2 separate regions of the Homo sapiens genome follow, and region 1 is linked to region 2. Evidence: read pairs that join two places in POLR2A ChIA-PET (ENCODE). Cell type or tissue: A673. All regions are shown on one strand. Each heading gives the region's core, and the rest is flanking DNA. Links, peaks and the distances in the headings are about the cores only.

Region 1 (4,000 bases), core at 1-4,000, 1.2 Mb after region 2:
TGGTCTGCTGCCACTGTGAGGAGTTGGTCCACAGCTGAGCGACACAGTGTCCACCAGGGAACCAGCCTGTGCCTATAGGCCCTGCTGACTCCAGGGACCCACATCCCTTCCTGAGCAGCCTCCCTCTCCCCTTCCACAGCTTCCTCCAGCAACCGCTCTCCTGGCCCTGCCCTTCTCACACTCCTGGGGAGAGCCCCTACCTCCTCCCTGGGAGTCCCACAGGGCTCTGGTCAGAGCAGGCAGCAGCTGTGTCTGCCCAACACTTATGAGCAGACGCTTCTCATTCCAGACAAATACCGGACCTGCCTATTTGCCACAGAACCGGGTGGGTGCATCTGGCCACAGAGACCTCAGGGGGAGGGTCTGCAGGTGGGGAAATAGTTCCCCAAAGACAAACCAGAGCCGGTTCTCTCTGATCAGATTCAGCAAAACTCAGAGTTACTGAAAATGAAGCCTCCTTGGGCCTGGGGTTCAGAGGCATCCAGGACAACAGGAAACAGAGGGTCCAGGCAGGGCAGGTTGTTGGCCAGGTGCAGACAGGCACTGGCTGGCAGGAAGTAGGAGTCGGGAACCTGGGGAAGCTGGCCCTGGCACTGAACCTAGAACCAGGTACCTTGGATTCTGGTCCCAGCTCTGTCTCTGACATACTTTGGCAAACAGAGGGCATTTATTAGTTACCTATTGTGTGCCAGGCTCTGTGCTGGGCCCCATAACACCCAGTATTCCATCGTACCCTCTCTCTTCCTTCTGCAAATTGGTCCATTGAGGTTCAGAGAGGTTAAGTCACCTGCCCAAGGTCACCCAGCAATGGAACCGGGGTGGGTAATAATCCAGACATTCGCCTTGTCCCTGCCAGTTCTGATGTTCCAGGCAGCAGGAGAGCAGAAGAAGAAAGGCACCCCCAGGCTTAATTACCTCCTCTGCCAGGGCACGCAGACGCAGGAGCCAGTCCTCCGCCTGCTCCAGAGCTGCAGGGAGCTCACTGTGGCCGAGCTTCAGGGCCAGGGCAGCCTCAGTGATTTGGCTCAGGTGATGGGTGCGCAGCTGGTACAGGTACTGGTCCAGGTGGGTGGCAGAGGGTGTCTCATGGATGTCACCCAGAGGCTGGCTGTGAGGGACGGACAGATGGAATGCGCCTGATGAGCCCAGGGCTCTCCCAGGTCCAGGCATGCACATGTGCCAGGTTCTCACAGCAGGCCCCACCCCCTCCGCCTGCCTGCTGGGTGCCTTCTCCAGCCCGCTCCACACACACAGCCATCTCTATGTGATGTGCTCCACCCTCACCTCCTCCAGGAAGCCTTCCTCACCCATGTCAGCCTACGCGCCTCCTGATCTGGAGCCCCCAGCCCTCGATTCCAGGACTGCCAGTTTGGAATCTGTCCTCAACTCCAGTCCAGTGAGTTCTTTTGCATGTGTGTTCCCCTCTGCCCCACTGACTACAGGCTCTCGGAGGGCCCAGGGGGTCCTGCTCCTGCCTCCTGGATCCTCCTAGAGTAGAGGCTCCAGCGCTGAGTGCCCTGCACTGAAACAAGTCTGCTCTGTGCTGTGTCCACATTCTTCAAGGAAGAAATTTAGGAACCCCTGAAGAGCTACTGCAGGCACTGCAGGGAGGCCAGCAGCTCAGATGTATCCACCTGAGGTGGGGTGGGGAGCCACAACAGAACCCTTCCCAGAACACTCTGCTTTGGGAAGCCTTTGGAGAGGAGGTGGGGGGTACATGCAATGCCAGAAACACAGCCCTGAGCCCTGAGAGACAGGAGGTCAGGTTTAAGCTCAATCCTGTTTAGAGGCAAAGAACTCTGACCTCCCCCATCCCACGGAGGCGCCCTGAAAGTCCTTCATATGGCTCCTCCTCGCCATTCCAAGGCCAGGGGTCGGTACCCACACAAGGGCCATGCAGAAATGCGGCGGGGCAGTCTGTGCACTCCCTAACCAAGCGGGACTCCTCTCCATTTTCCATTCTCCACTGAGGGTATGGGGGCTGCCCTGCCCCCACCTCACCCCCTTGACTCCCAAACAGGACATTAGTCAAACCCGCTCCACCAGGTCTGCTCCCACCACTTGCAGCACCCCCCACCTCCCCTCCCTGCAGCGTCTGACTCCCGGCTCCCGGCTGATTTATTTTTCTGCCAATTTCCCCGAGCTATGCAGAACCAATTACCGCCGGAGCGCAGCGGCACCGCCGCCGCCAGATACACCGCTCTGGCAGGCCCTCGGCGCACTACATTTTTCCTGTTATTTTTTTTAATTGAATTTTTAGGATGGGGGGAGCAGTACGCAAACTCCATCTCGGGAAACTTAAGCCCCGGGGCCTGTCTCAGGTCACGTACTGCACACCCTGTAGTAATATAATATTTACTGCCCCGAGGGTGCCGCGGATGGGCTGCCCCAGGCCGCTCCTCGGTGGTGGAGGGGCATGCTCGGTGGGTAGCGGGGCGGGGGCCTGCCTGGGAACCAGGCCTGAGTGGGCCTGAGAGCGGGGGCAAGCGGGTCTGGAGAGGGATAGGGAGAGCCGAGCCAACCAGGGTGATTTATGCGCCCAGCCCGGGTCGGGAGCCGGGAGGGGCTGCAGTACAGACCACCAAAGGGAGATTTTCATGGAGGCCACAGCCCAGCCAAGACTCCCCAAGAAACATTTAGGACCTGTGAGTGCCACTAACAAGCTGTCTCCGTGCTGTCTCGGCTCTTTCCCTCCTCAGGAAAGCCCAAGGCAGGGGGTACGGAAAGAAGGGGAGACCGGGAAGAGGAGGCTGATGGCGCTCCACCCAGCCCTAAGCAAAGCCAGGGGCCCCGCCAACGCCGGCTGACTTGGAAATTGCAGGTAGGCCCAGCGCAGGGCTCAGCAGGCTGAGAGCAGAGTGGGCTGGGCTGCTCCCAAGGTCCCTGCCTGCCTCTGCGGGGCCAGGTGGATACCTGTACCCTGGGCAGTGTCCGGCCTGAAAGATGAACTGGCCTCGGGGCATTCATTTCACTCCTAGTGAGCAACAGCTCTGCCCTGGGCTTGGACTGGATGCTGCCTCCAGAGATGAGACCTGGCCCTGCTCTCAGGAAGTCCGCAGAACAGAGACGCAAACAGATCCCCACCTGAGCAGCCTCAGAGTCAGGAGCCCTTCCTGGAGGAAGTGGCCCTGAGCTGCACCTGGCAGGGCCAGCAGGCGTTAGTAAGGCCCAAAGAGTGGGAAGGGCGTCCTGGCTGATGGAGCAGCATGTGCACAAGTGCAAAGACACAGAGGCAAGGGGGAGCCTGTAGGGGTGGGGGTGCTGAGGGCCGGACAAACTAGCGCAGAGCTTCAGAAGCGTTAGGGCTCCGTGAGGCAGGTGGTGGGGACAGAAAGGCCTGTCCACCAGGATGAGAGCAGGGGCTTTTCCTGGATGCAGCAGCAGCCACTGCAGGGCTGACATGGAGGCAGGCATGACACAGCTTGAAGACGATGGGGATACTAAAGGAGGGGTGGGAGAGGAAGGAAGGAGGAAGGACATGGGTGAGGCAGAGCCACCAGGGCTGGGGCAGAGAAAAGAGGAGGAGGGCAGTCAGAGCTGGCTCAGGTTTCCAGCGTGGATTCTGGGGACCCAGGAAAAGACAGTGCTGGGAGGTGATGAAACCTGTCTGCAACATGTGTAGCCCCAGACGCAGCACGGAGGTGCTGGTGGGACATCCACGTGGACATGTCCAGCACCTTGGGTTCATAGGTCTAGAGATCAGAGAAGAGGGCTGGGCTGGAGGAACAGAGTGGACACCACCAGCCCTGGGGAAGGGGGAGGCTCCCGGAAGATGAGCCGGGAAAAGGGCTGAGATGGAATGAGGAACACCGATGCTGGAGAAGTGGGCCAGGCTGACTGGAGAAAGGGTGAGCTGCTGTGTTCAGCTATGGGCCTGAGTTCGCTCAGGGCCCCCATGCCCGGCTGCTCTGCCTATCAGCTGTGATGGTGCTCAGCACTGCAGTGAGAGGTGGAGGAAGCCCTCTAGCTGAGGTGCTGGGCCACTCAGTGGCCTCAGGTG
Region 2 (10,503 bases), core at 3,451-7,450:
TAGGGATTTGGTGCTCTGGTTCCCAGCTGCTCCAGTTGTGGTTGAAAGGGGCCAATGTATAGCTTGGGCTATGGCTTCAGAGGGTGCAAGCCCCAAGCCTTGGCAGCTTCCATGTGGTGTTGAGCATGTGGGTTCACAGATGTCAAGAATTGAGGTTTAGGAACCTCTGCCTAGATTTCAGAAGATGTGTGGAAACGCCTGGATGCCCAGGCAAAAGTTTGCTGCAGGGGCAGGTCCCTCATCAAGAAACTCTGCTAGGGCAGTGCAGAAGGGAAATATGGGGTTGGAGCCCCCCACACAGAGTCCCTACTGGGGCACTGCCTAGTGGAGCTGCGAGAAGAAAGCCACTGTCCTCCAGACCCCAGAATGATAGATCCACTGACAGCTTGCACTGTGTGCCTGGAAAAGCTGCAGACAAGCTGCAGACACTCAATGCTAGCCCATGAAAGCAGCTGAGAGGGAGGCTGTACCCTGCAAAGCCACAGGGGCAGAGCTGTCCAAGACTGTGGGAACCTACCTTTCACATCAGTGTGACTTGGATGTGAGACCTGGAGTCAAAGGAGATAATTTTGGAGCTTTAAAATTTGACTGCCCCCTGGATTTTGGACTTGCATGGACCCTGTAACCCCTTTGTTTTGGCCAATTTCTCCCATTTGGAATGGCTGCATTTACCCAATACCTGTATCCCCATTGTATCTAGGAAGTAACTAACTTGCTTTTGATTTTACAGGCTCATAGGTGGGAGGGTGTTGCCTTGTCTCAGATGAGACTTTGGACTGTGGACTTTTGGGTTAATGCTGAAATGAGTAGAGACTTTGGGGGACTGTTGGGAAGGAATAATTGGTTTTGAAATATGAGGACATGAGATTTAGAGGGGCCAGGGGTGGAATGATATGGTTTGGCTGTGTCCCCACCCAAATCTCAACTTCAGTTGTATCTCCCAGAATTCCCACGTGTTGTGGGAGGAACCCAGGAGGAGGTAATTGAATCATGGTGTATGGTCTTTCCTGTGCTATTCTCATGATAGTGAATAAGTCTCACGAGATGTGATGGGTTTATCAGGGGTTTCCGCTTTTGCTTCTTCCTCATTTTCTCTTGCCGCCACCATATAAGAAGTGCCCTTCACCTCCCACCTTGATTTTGAGGCCTCCCCAGCCATGTGGAACTGTAAGTCCAATTAAACCTCTTTTCCTTCCAAGTCTTGGGTATGTCATTATCAGCTGTGTAAAAATGGACTAATACACTACCCAAAACAATCTACAGATTCAATGCAATCCTTATCAAAGTATCAATGTCATTTTTCATATAAATAGAAAAAACAATTCTGAAATTCATGTGGAACCAAAAAAGAACCTGAATAGTCAAATTGATTCTGAACAAAAAGAACAAAGCAAGAGGCATCACACAGCCTGATTTTAAAATATATTACTAGGCAATAGTAACCAGAACAGCATGGTATTGGTATAAAAATAGACACATAGACCAATGGAGAAGAATTCAGAACCAGAAATAAATCCACCTACTTACAGCTAACTGATTTTTGACAAAGGCACCCAAAGCATACATTGGGGAAAGGATATCCTCTTTAATCAATAGTGCTGGGAACACTGGATATCCATGTGCAGAAGAATGAAACTGGACCCCCTCACCGTTTACAAAAATGAACTCAAGAAGGATTTAACATAAACATTAAACATAAGACCTGAAACTATAAAGCAACTGGAAGAAAACATAGAGGAAACACTCCAGAACATTGGTCTAAGCAAAGATTTTATGGCTAAGATCTCAAAGCACAGGTAACAAAACAAAAAATAGACAAATGGGAATATACTAAACTAAGAAGCTTCTGCACAGCAAAGGAAATGGTCAGCAGTGAAGAGACAGCCTGTTGAGTGGGAGAAAATATTTGCAACTCTTCATCCAATAAGGGATAATATCCAGACTATACGAAGAATCCAAACAACAGGAAAAAAATCTCCACATTTATTCTCATTAAAAAGTGGGCAAAGGACATGGATAGACATTTCTCAAAAGGAGACATAGAAATGACCAACAGGGGCTGGGTGTGGTGGCTCACTCCTGTAATCTCAGCACTTTGGGAGGCTGAGGTGGGCAGATCACGAGGTCAGGAGTTTGAGACCAGCCTGACCAACATGGTGAAACCCCATCTCTACTAAAAATACAAAAATTAGCTGGGCATGGTGGCCCAGCCTGTAATCCCAGCTACTCAGGAGGCTGAGGCAGGAGGATCACTTGAACTCGGGAGGCGGAGGTTGCAGTGAGTTGAGATTGCGCCACTGCACTCCAGCCTGGGCGACAGAGCGAGACTCCATCTCAAAAAAAAAAAAAAAAAAAAAAAAGAAAAGAAAAAGAAGTGACCAACAGGTATATTAAAAATGCTCAACACCACTAATCAGAGAAATGCAATCAAAACCATGGATATATTTTACCCTAGTTAGAATGGCTATTATTAAAAAGACAAAAAAAAAAAACCCCAACAAACAGATATTGGAAAGGGTATGGAGTAAAGGGAGCTTTTATACACTTTCTTGGGAATGTAAGTTAGTACAGTCACTATGGAAAACAGTATGGAGGTTTCTCAAAAATAGAACTATCATGTGATCCAGCAGTCTCACTACAGTGTATTTATTGGAAGGAAAAGAAGCCAGTATATCAGAGGGATAACTGCACTTCCATGCTGTTTTGCAGGGCAAAAAACATAGCAAAGCTACAGAATCAACCTAAGTGCATATCAATGGATGAATGGATAAAGAAAACGAGGTATACACAATGGAATACTGTTCGGCTGCAGAAGAGAATGAAATCATGTCATTTGCAGCAAGGTGGATGGAACTGGATGTCATTTTGTTGAGTGAATTAAGCCCAGGCCCAGAAAGAAAAATACCACATGTTGTCACTCATATGTGGGAACTGAGAACATTAATCTGGAGGTAGAGAATAGAATGATAGATACCAGAGGAGTGGGAGGGTGGGTGTGTGGGAGGGAATAAAAAGAAGCTGGTTAATGGGTACCGATACACAGTTAGAAGGAATAAGTTTTAATGTTCTATAGCAGAGTAGGGTGATTATAGTTAACAATTGTGTTTTGTCTGTTTCAAAATAGCTAGAACAGAGGACTTGAAATTTTCCCAACATATGGGAATGATTAATGCTTGAGGTGATGGACACCTTAAGTATCCTGACTTAATCATTACACAGTCTATACGTGTAACAAAATATCACACATTTTCCCACAAAGATGCATAAATTTTGTATCAATAAAATAATTTTAAAAAATAAAAAAGAAAAGGTAAATCTAAGCCAAAAAGAAATTATGAGATGCAGAATCCTTGGAGATGGTGATATTTGAACTGAGTTTTGAGGAATGGCTAGGATTTGGATTTGTAGATAAAGGAGATTTAGGCATTCTATAATAGTAGGGAAGAAACAAGAAACGGTCAAGAAAATATACTTTGTGATGTTGTTAGGATGATATACTCAATATTTCTTTTCTTTTCTTTTCTTTTTTTTTTTTTTTTGAGAGTGAGTCTCGCTCTGTTGCCCAGGCTGGAGTGCAGTGGTTTGATCTCAGCTCAGTGCAACCTCTGTTTCCCGGGTTCAAGTGATTCTCCTACCTCAGCTTCTTGAGTAGCTGGGATTACAGGTGCTCACCACCATGCACAGCTAATTTTTTGTATTTTTAGTAGAGATGGGGTTTCACCATGTTGGCCAGGCTTGTCTCAAACTCCTGACCTCAAATGATCCTCCCACCTCGGCCTCCCAAAGTTCTGGGATTACAAGTGCGAACCACTGCGCCTGGCCTATATACTCAATATTTCTTTTTCCCTTCCAGGTACGTATGATTGCATGTCCTTTCTCCTTGGAAGTTAGTTGTGGCCATGTGATTTGTTTTGACCAATCATATATGAGTTTAAGTCGTATGAGTCACTTCCAAGTAGAAGTTTTAAGAGTCTATTATTTCCTCACTGTGCTTTTCCTCTGTCACAGTGACCTGCAGTGCTCTGGCTAACTGGCATGCAGGCCACATGCGATCTGTTGCCAATTTTTGTCAATGCAATTTTATTGAAACATAGCCATACTCATTTGTTTATTGTCTATGGTGGCTTTTGCACTACAACAGCAAAATTGAATTGTTGTGATAGATGCCATATGTCCCATAAAGCTGAAAATATTTACTTTGTGGCTATTTACAGAAAAAGCTTACTGACTCTAGATAATTGGCTGCTTCTCAGAGTAAGGACATTGTAGAGGAGAGCCTCCTGCTGACCCACAATGGACTCATATCATCAGCCAGAAAGAAATCTTTATTGTTTTAAGCCACTGAAATTTTGAGGTTGGTTGTTATAGTAGCATAATCTAGTCTATCCTGGCAATTAGACTGTTTATAGGATTAAAAAAAATCGGTTTGCTTAGAGAGGAGAAAACCTTGTGTAGAGGAACAGTATGAAGAAAAAATGGATAGAAATGTTAGGGTAAGATTGGGAAAGTACTAGACTGTTGAGCTCAGAAATTTAGATTTTATTTAGAATCTTCAATATGGATTCAGGACTTGGTATCTTTTTCAAGGGACAGAAGAATAGCATGGCCAGAACTTTATGACAGAAAGATTAATCTACCAATGGTTATATTAATAGGAGCATTGGGAGTAGTAATTTAGTTAGGAATTTGATCACTTGTAAGCACAAAATAAAAATAAAAACCCCTGAAAACCCAATTTAAAAGTTTTTTTTTCCTTAGTGTAACAATTACAAAAACAACCTAACAAGGACTTTCTTATCCTTTTTAATGCTTAATAGCAACCTCAGATTTTCTGTAATTTGAGCCATTACACGGGGAGGAAATACCATTGTAAAGGGAATTGGTATAGCTGCTGTTGAATTCTTTATTTACTCTGACTTCCTCTTTTTTAGATAAAGCAAGCATATCATATACTGTCATCTACTCAATGAAATTTGGTGTCAGATAGCCTAAGGTAGTATTTTAAAATGAAAAACAGTCACTTTAGAATTAGGTTCTACTCCATGTCCTGTTGCCTAATCTGCCGTGTGTAGTGTGAATTGAAGGAAACCTTTGACAGCTTGCCAAGTTACATGAATGCAGCTAAGAGTACATAGCAACTCTTCAAGATTTAGATAAAATATTTTAGGGCACAGAATACTTCAGGTTTTTCAATGCAGTTTTGTTCTACCTATACTGTTCTGAAGATAAATAGAAGGAAAAAATAGAACAATAACAACAAAAAATGCTGAAAAAATCTTTGTATAATCAGGTTATTTTATAAAGTGTTAGAGCTTGTTCTTTTAGTCCTGTTTTGCTCTGCTGAGAGGAATGATTTCTTGTTTTGATTTTATTGTCATAAGGGCATTTGGAAATTTAGAAAATTCATTGTATTGTAGGTATGTTTTTATTGTTTAGTAAGCTATATTTCTTTTCTTTTGGAGTTTATATGTTAATAATACAAAATGTTATGCAGATCATTTTTAAAAAGATATAAGCAGCATAGAATTGTTTCTTTGCCTTTTTTTCCAGATTATGAAAATAATACATGTAATGGTTGGGACTCTTTGGTTGCAAGTGACAGAAACTCAGTGTGAATTAACTTAAACAAAAAAGTTTAAGTTATACCAAGCATCTGAAAACATAGGGTGAAGTTGGTATTAGGTCAGACTGTAAGAAAGGACTTTTGTATTGACCAGAAGGTCTCTTCTCTTTTTCAGACTTGCCTCTTTCCTCCCACCTCTGTGTCTTCTCTCCCTCCGTTGTCTTCATCTTGTACTAAAATGGACTTTTCCCATGAAGCAACGGGCATACACCAGCAACTTTAGGCATCTATTGTATCTCTGAGACCAAAGAGGAAAAGGACTTTCTTTTTTTTGTCAGCTTCAGTTATTATAATCTTAGGAAAATGATCTGATTCCCCACCCCTTAGACAATAGTCTAATTCTTATGTGTTCTGGGACCTGGGATGTTATGCTTGGCCCAAACTTAGTCCCATGTTTAATTTTATGGCTGTGGGGTGTGGAGTGTGTGGTCTTTTGCCAGAGAGCATTGGCATGGGGCTTGGGGTCTGACCAAAATAGTTGCCACTATAATGCTTATTGATGTAAATATGGCAATAGTTAGAAAAACTTAAAGCGGAGCAAAACTATTCATAAACTTATTATTTTAGCATATTTGCTTGATAATTTTTTTTACATTTTGAACATGTTTTCTATGTTGTTGAAACACACATGCACACGTGTATATATATAAAATTTGTGTATGTATAACAAATGTATTTATGATGTTACATAATGTTATATATATTTTGTATGGGGACAGCAAGTTATAATATGTACATTTATATAATATAATATATATATGCTTATAATACAGTGGCAGATAGAGAAATGGATGAGTGTGGGATTCTGAGTTTTTATACTTTCACTGTAATCATGGCTCTACTCACTAGCTTTGTAACTTGGGCAAACAATTTATCTTGCCTGTGATTCAGTTTCTTTATACAATGAAGGTAATACTGTCACCCTGTATCATGGGTGTAGTTTTGGGGTTTAGCAAGATGATAAGTGAAAAATGTTTAGAACAGTCCTTTATAAGAAGTAAACATGGAAGAAACATGAGCTATTGTTTTTATAAATACTGTAATATTTATGTTATACTATACATACTATATATGGACATATTCACTGTATATGTTAATATTGTATTAACATACAGACAGGTACATGCATGTGTTATGTTGTATCCTGCTTTTTTAAAAAAACTAATATATTTGTTTGCTCTATTATATTTTTAGAAAATTAATAACCCTGAAGAAAACGAATTTTGGAACTCGGTGATCTTAACTTTCCTCTGAAACATGACATTTTGGGAAAAACTTTACTTGTGTATGATAGTCTTTACCCCAAAGGAGTGAAGTCTTTAGAAAGAATGGGAGATGACTAATAGCAAATCTTAGTCATGATTTGTAGTCCTTCGCTTGAATGTGTTTGTCAGATTAGTACATCCCTTTCCTGAACTGAAAGGATAACTGTTTGGCACAAATAGGCTAAACATTAACCAGGGCCTCCTCACCAGTGTATGAAATGGTACTTTTTTGGTAACTAGTATACAGCACATTTGTTCCTACCTATGCAGGCACCAAAGAGTTAATTCTGTTTCTATTGTAAACAGTACATTATTCTAGAAGGAGCAGTATGCAGAATAGAGTTTGAGTACTAGTTTTCTGAACCTCTAAAATAGAAATAATAATGTCCCTTTTTTCTTGCAGCTATTTTTGTCTTGAAGCTTGTTTTGTTTAGTTTTAGCTCTCCTTTGGTTTGTTCAGTTAATCTTTTGGTTATTGTTTGCTTAGAATATCTTTTTCCATCCTTTCACTTCCAACCTATTTCTATCTTGGGATCTAAAGTGAGTGTTTTATACATGGCTTACAGTTGGATCATGTTGTTACTATTTTTAAAAAGTCCATCATGTCAAAGAAAACAAACAAATGACAGCAAAACAGCTTATCATGTCAATCTCTGCCTTTTAATTGGAGAGTTTAGTCCATTTTCATTCATTGTAATTACTGATAAGGAATGACTTACTTTTGCCATTTTGCTATTTATTTTGTGTGTCTTCTGTATTTTTTGTTCCTTGGTTTCTCCATTGCTGCCTTATTTTGTGTTAGATAGGTATTTTCTAGTGTACCAATTTGATTCATTCATTTATAAACTATAAATTTTAACTTATTTTCTTTGTGATTTTTCTGGGGGTTACAATTAACATCTTAATTTATGAATATCTGGTTTGATACCAATTTAGTTTCAATAGTATACAAAATCTTTGTTACTATATAGCTCCATTTGTCCTTTTTGTTGTCATTATAAATTACATCTTTATACAATGTATGCTCATCAACAGAGATATGTATTGTTTTTTGCAGTCTTTTAAATCATATAGGAAAAAGGAGGAGGTACGAATGAAAAATTCAATAATACTGACTTTTGTATTTACCTATGCAGTTATCCTTTAACAGTTTTCTTTATTTCTTTGTATAGATTTGAGTTACCATTTAGTGTTTTTTCTTTCCAGCCTGAGGGACTTGCTTTAGTGCTTCCTAAAGGTCAGGTTTACTAGTGACAGAGTCTCTCAGTTTTTGTTTATCTGGGGATATCTTAATTTCTTTTTCATTTCAGAGGATAGTTTTGCCAGGTAATGAATTTTTGCTCAATGTTTTTTTCCTTTCAACATTTAAAAAATTTAAATAAAAAATATTTAAAATAACATTTTAAATATGTTATCTCACTGTCTTCTAGCCTCCATGGTTTCTGATGAGAAATTTGCTGTTCATCTTATTGAGGATCCTTAATACACAATGAGTTGCTTCTCTCTTGTTGCTTTCAAGAATCTCAAGAGTCTGTTTTTCTTTTTTTGAGACAGAGTCTCGCTCTGTTGCCCAGGCTGGAGTGCAGTGGCATGAGGATCTTGGCTCACTGCAACCTCTGCCTCCCAGGTTCAAGCGATTCTCCTGCCTTAGCCTCCCAAGTAGCTGGGATTACAGGCATGTGCCACCACGCCTGGCTGATTTTTGTATTTTTATTAGAGATGGGGTTTCAACATGTTGCCCAGGCTGGTCTTGAACTCCTGACCTCAGGTGGTCCTACCACCTCAGCCTCCCAAAGTGCTAGCATTACAGACAGGATCCACTGCTCCCGGCCTGTCTTGTATTTTGACAGTTTGATTATAATGTGCCTTGGTGTGGATGTTTGTGAGTTTATTCTACTTGGAGTTTGTTGAACTTCCTGGAAGTATATATTCATATTCTTCATCAGATTTAGGAAATTTTTGGTCATTATGTCTTCAAATATTCTTCCAACTTCTTTCTCTTTCTCTCCTTTCCTTTTGGAACTACTGTTATATATTGTATGTTATATATGTATTATGTCCCAGATATTCATCTTGTATTAACTTTTATAAATACATCTCCCCATTTTGTTGTCTATTTTTTCACCTAATTCATATTGCAAATTCTTATACAGAAACTTAACTTTTTTTTTTTTGAGACCTGGCTGTCTCACCCAGGCTGGAGTGCAGTGGCATGGCACGATCTCAGCTCACTGCAACCTCCACCTCTGGGGCTCAAGTGATCCTCCCATCTCAGCCTCATGAGTAGCTGGGACTACAGGTGTGTGCCCCCATGCCTGGCTAATTTTTGTATTGTTTGTAGAGATGAGGTTTCTCCATGTTGCCCAGGCTAGTCTCGAATTCCTGAGCTAAAACAGTATGCCCGTCTTGGCCTCCCAAAGTGCTGGGATTATAGGCGTGAGCCACCTCTCCTGGCCAGAAGGTTAACATTTTATTTAGTAAAATCGACCAGTCTTTTTCTTTGTGGCTTCTGAATTTGATATCTTGCTTAGAAGGGCCTTCATTACCTTAAAAGTATAAAAATATTATTCTGAATTCCTTTTAGATATGTAGTATTGGTTTCTTAATTGAAATTTTTGTTGAGATAATTGCAGTTTCACATACAGTTATAAGAAATTACATATGTAAGGGTATATGTATATATGTGTGTGTGTATGTGTATTTATCTCTATATGTTTTTATTGCCTGCTCTATAGTGATGCAATTTATAAGAAATTAGAGAGAGACTCCATGTACCCTTTACTTAATTCCCCTCAGTAACATCTTGCAAAACAATGCTATAATATCAAACCAGGATATTGACATTGATATAATTCACCTACATTATTCAGTTTTCTATGGTTTTACTATAGGCATTTGTGTGTATATATTTAGTCCTGTACAATTTTATCTCATGTAGGTATGTGTATTCACCACCACAGTCAATATATCGAATTGTTTCATCACTGTAATGATTGCTATGGTACCTTTTTATAATCATATCCACTTCCCTGTTTCCCCATCACTAATTCTGCCAACCACTGTCTCCATTGTTAAAGTTCCGTCATTACAAAATTGCTGTATAAATGAGGTCATATGTTACAACCTTTTGGTATTTTTTTTTCTTTTTCTCAGCATCTCAGCATAATTCTCTGGGGATTCATTTGTTGTTGTGAGCATAAATTGTTTATTCCTTTTTTTGCTGAATAGTACTCCATGATATTGTTATACCACATTTACCTGTTGAACACCTGGGCTGTTTCTTGTTTTGGACTGTGGCATAATAATAAATTGCATTTGGTCTTTGACCCTGACTTCTGGCACAGAATTCCTAAACTGCATGGAATTTCTCAAGTGAGAAGGCCATAGGTTTATGTTTTGTTATTCATAAGAAGCTCCTTTCAACCATACCTGAGTTTATGCTAATGAGATAATTCTTGATGAGGCCCTAGATAGCTTTAGGAGAGGGAGGGGCTAGTTGCCAGAAAGACCAAGCCTTGATTAGAGGGTTGGAATACTCAACTTCTTCCCCCAACCTCCAGGGAGGGGAGAGAGCCCCAATCACCAATGGCCAGTGATTTGATCAATCATACCCAT

Evidence for each region. ChIA-PET counts read pairs that join two places held together with the same protein. Peaks named below come from ENCODE experiments on the same cell type or tissue, not always from the same donor. Only the 100,000 strongest peaks of a DNase experiment are listed, where the experiment ranks them.
Region 1: POLR2A ChIA-PET joins it to region 2 with 7 read pairs; 1 of 35 experiments calls an interaction of 5 or more read pairs at or near these places.

Annotation. Positions count from the first base shown.
Region 1 is chr2:71,558,860-71,562,859 of GRCh38, reverse strand. DYSF (dysferlin) reads right to left here. Exons shown (of 56, transcript NM_001130987.2): 23 at 916-1,108. Among named protein-coding and RNA genes, the nearest start is that of DYSF, 94 kb to the right of the region's middle. RefSeq lists an enhancer at 2,210-2,737. In A673, for the core only: no CTCF peak of the experiment used is centred there; a DNase peak (open chromatin) is centred at 2,159.
Region 2 is chr2:72,775,176-72,785,678 of GRCh38, reverse strand. All of the region lies in intron 1 of EXOC6B (exocyst complex component 6B), which reads left to right. Among named protein-coding and RNA genes, the nearest start is that of EXOC6B, 46 kb to the left of the region's middle. In A673, for the core only: no CTCF peak of the experiment used is centred there; a DNase peak (open chromatin) is centred at 5,078; H3K27ac peaks cover 1,526 bases.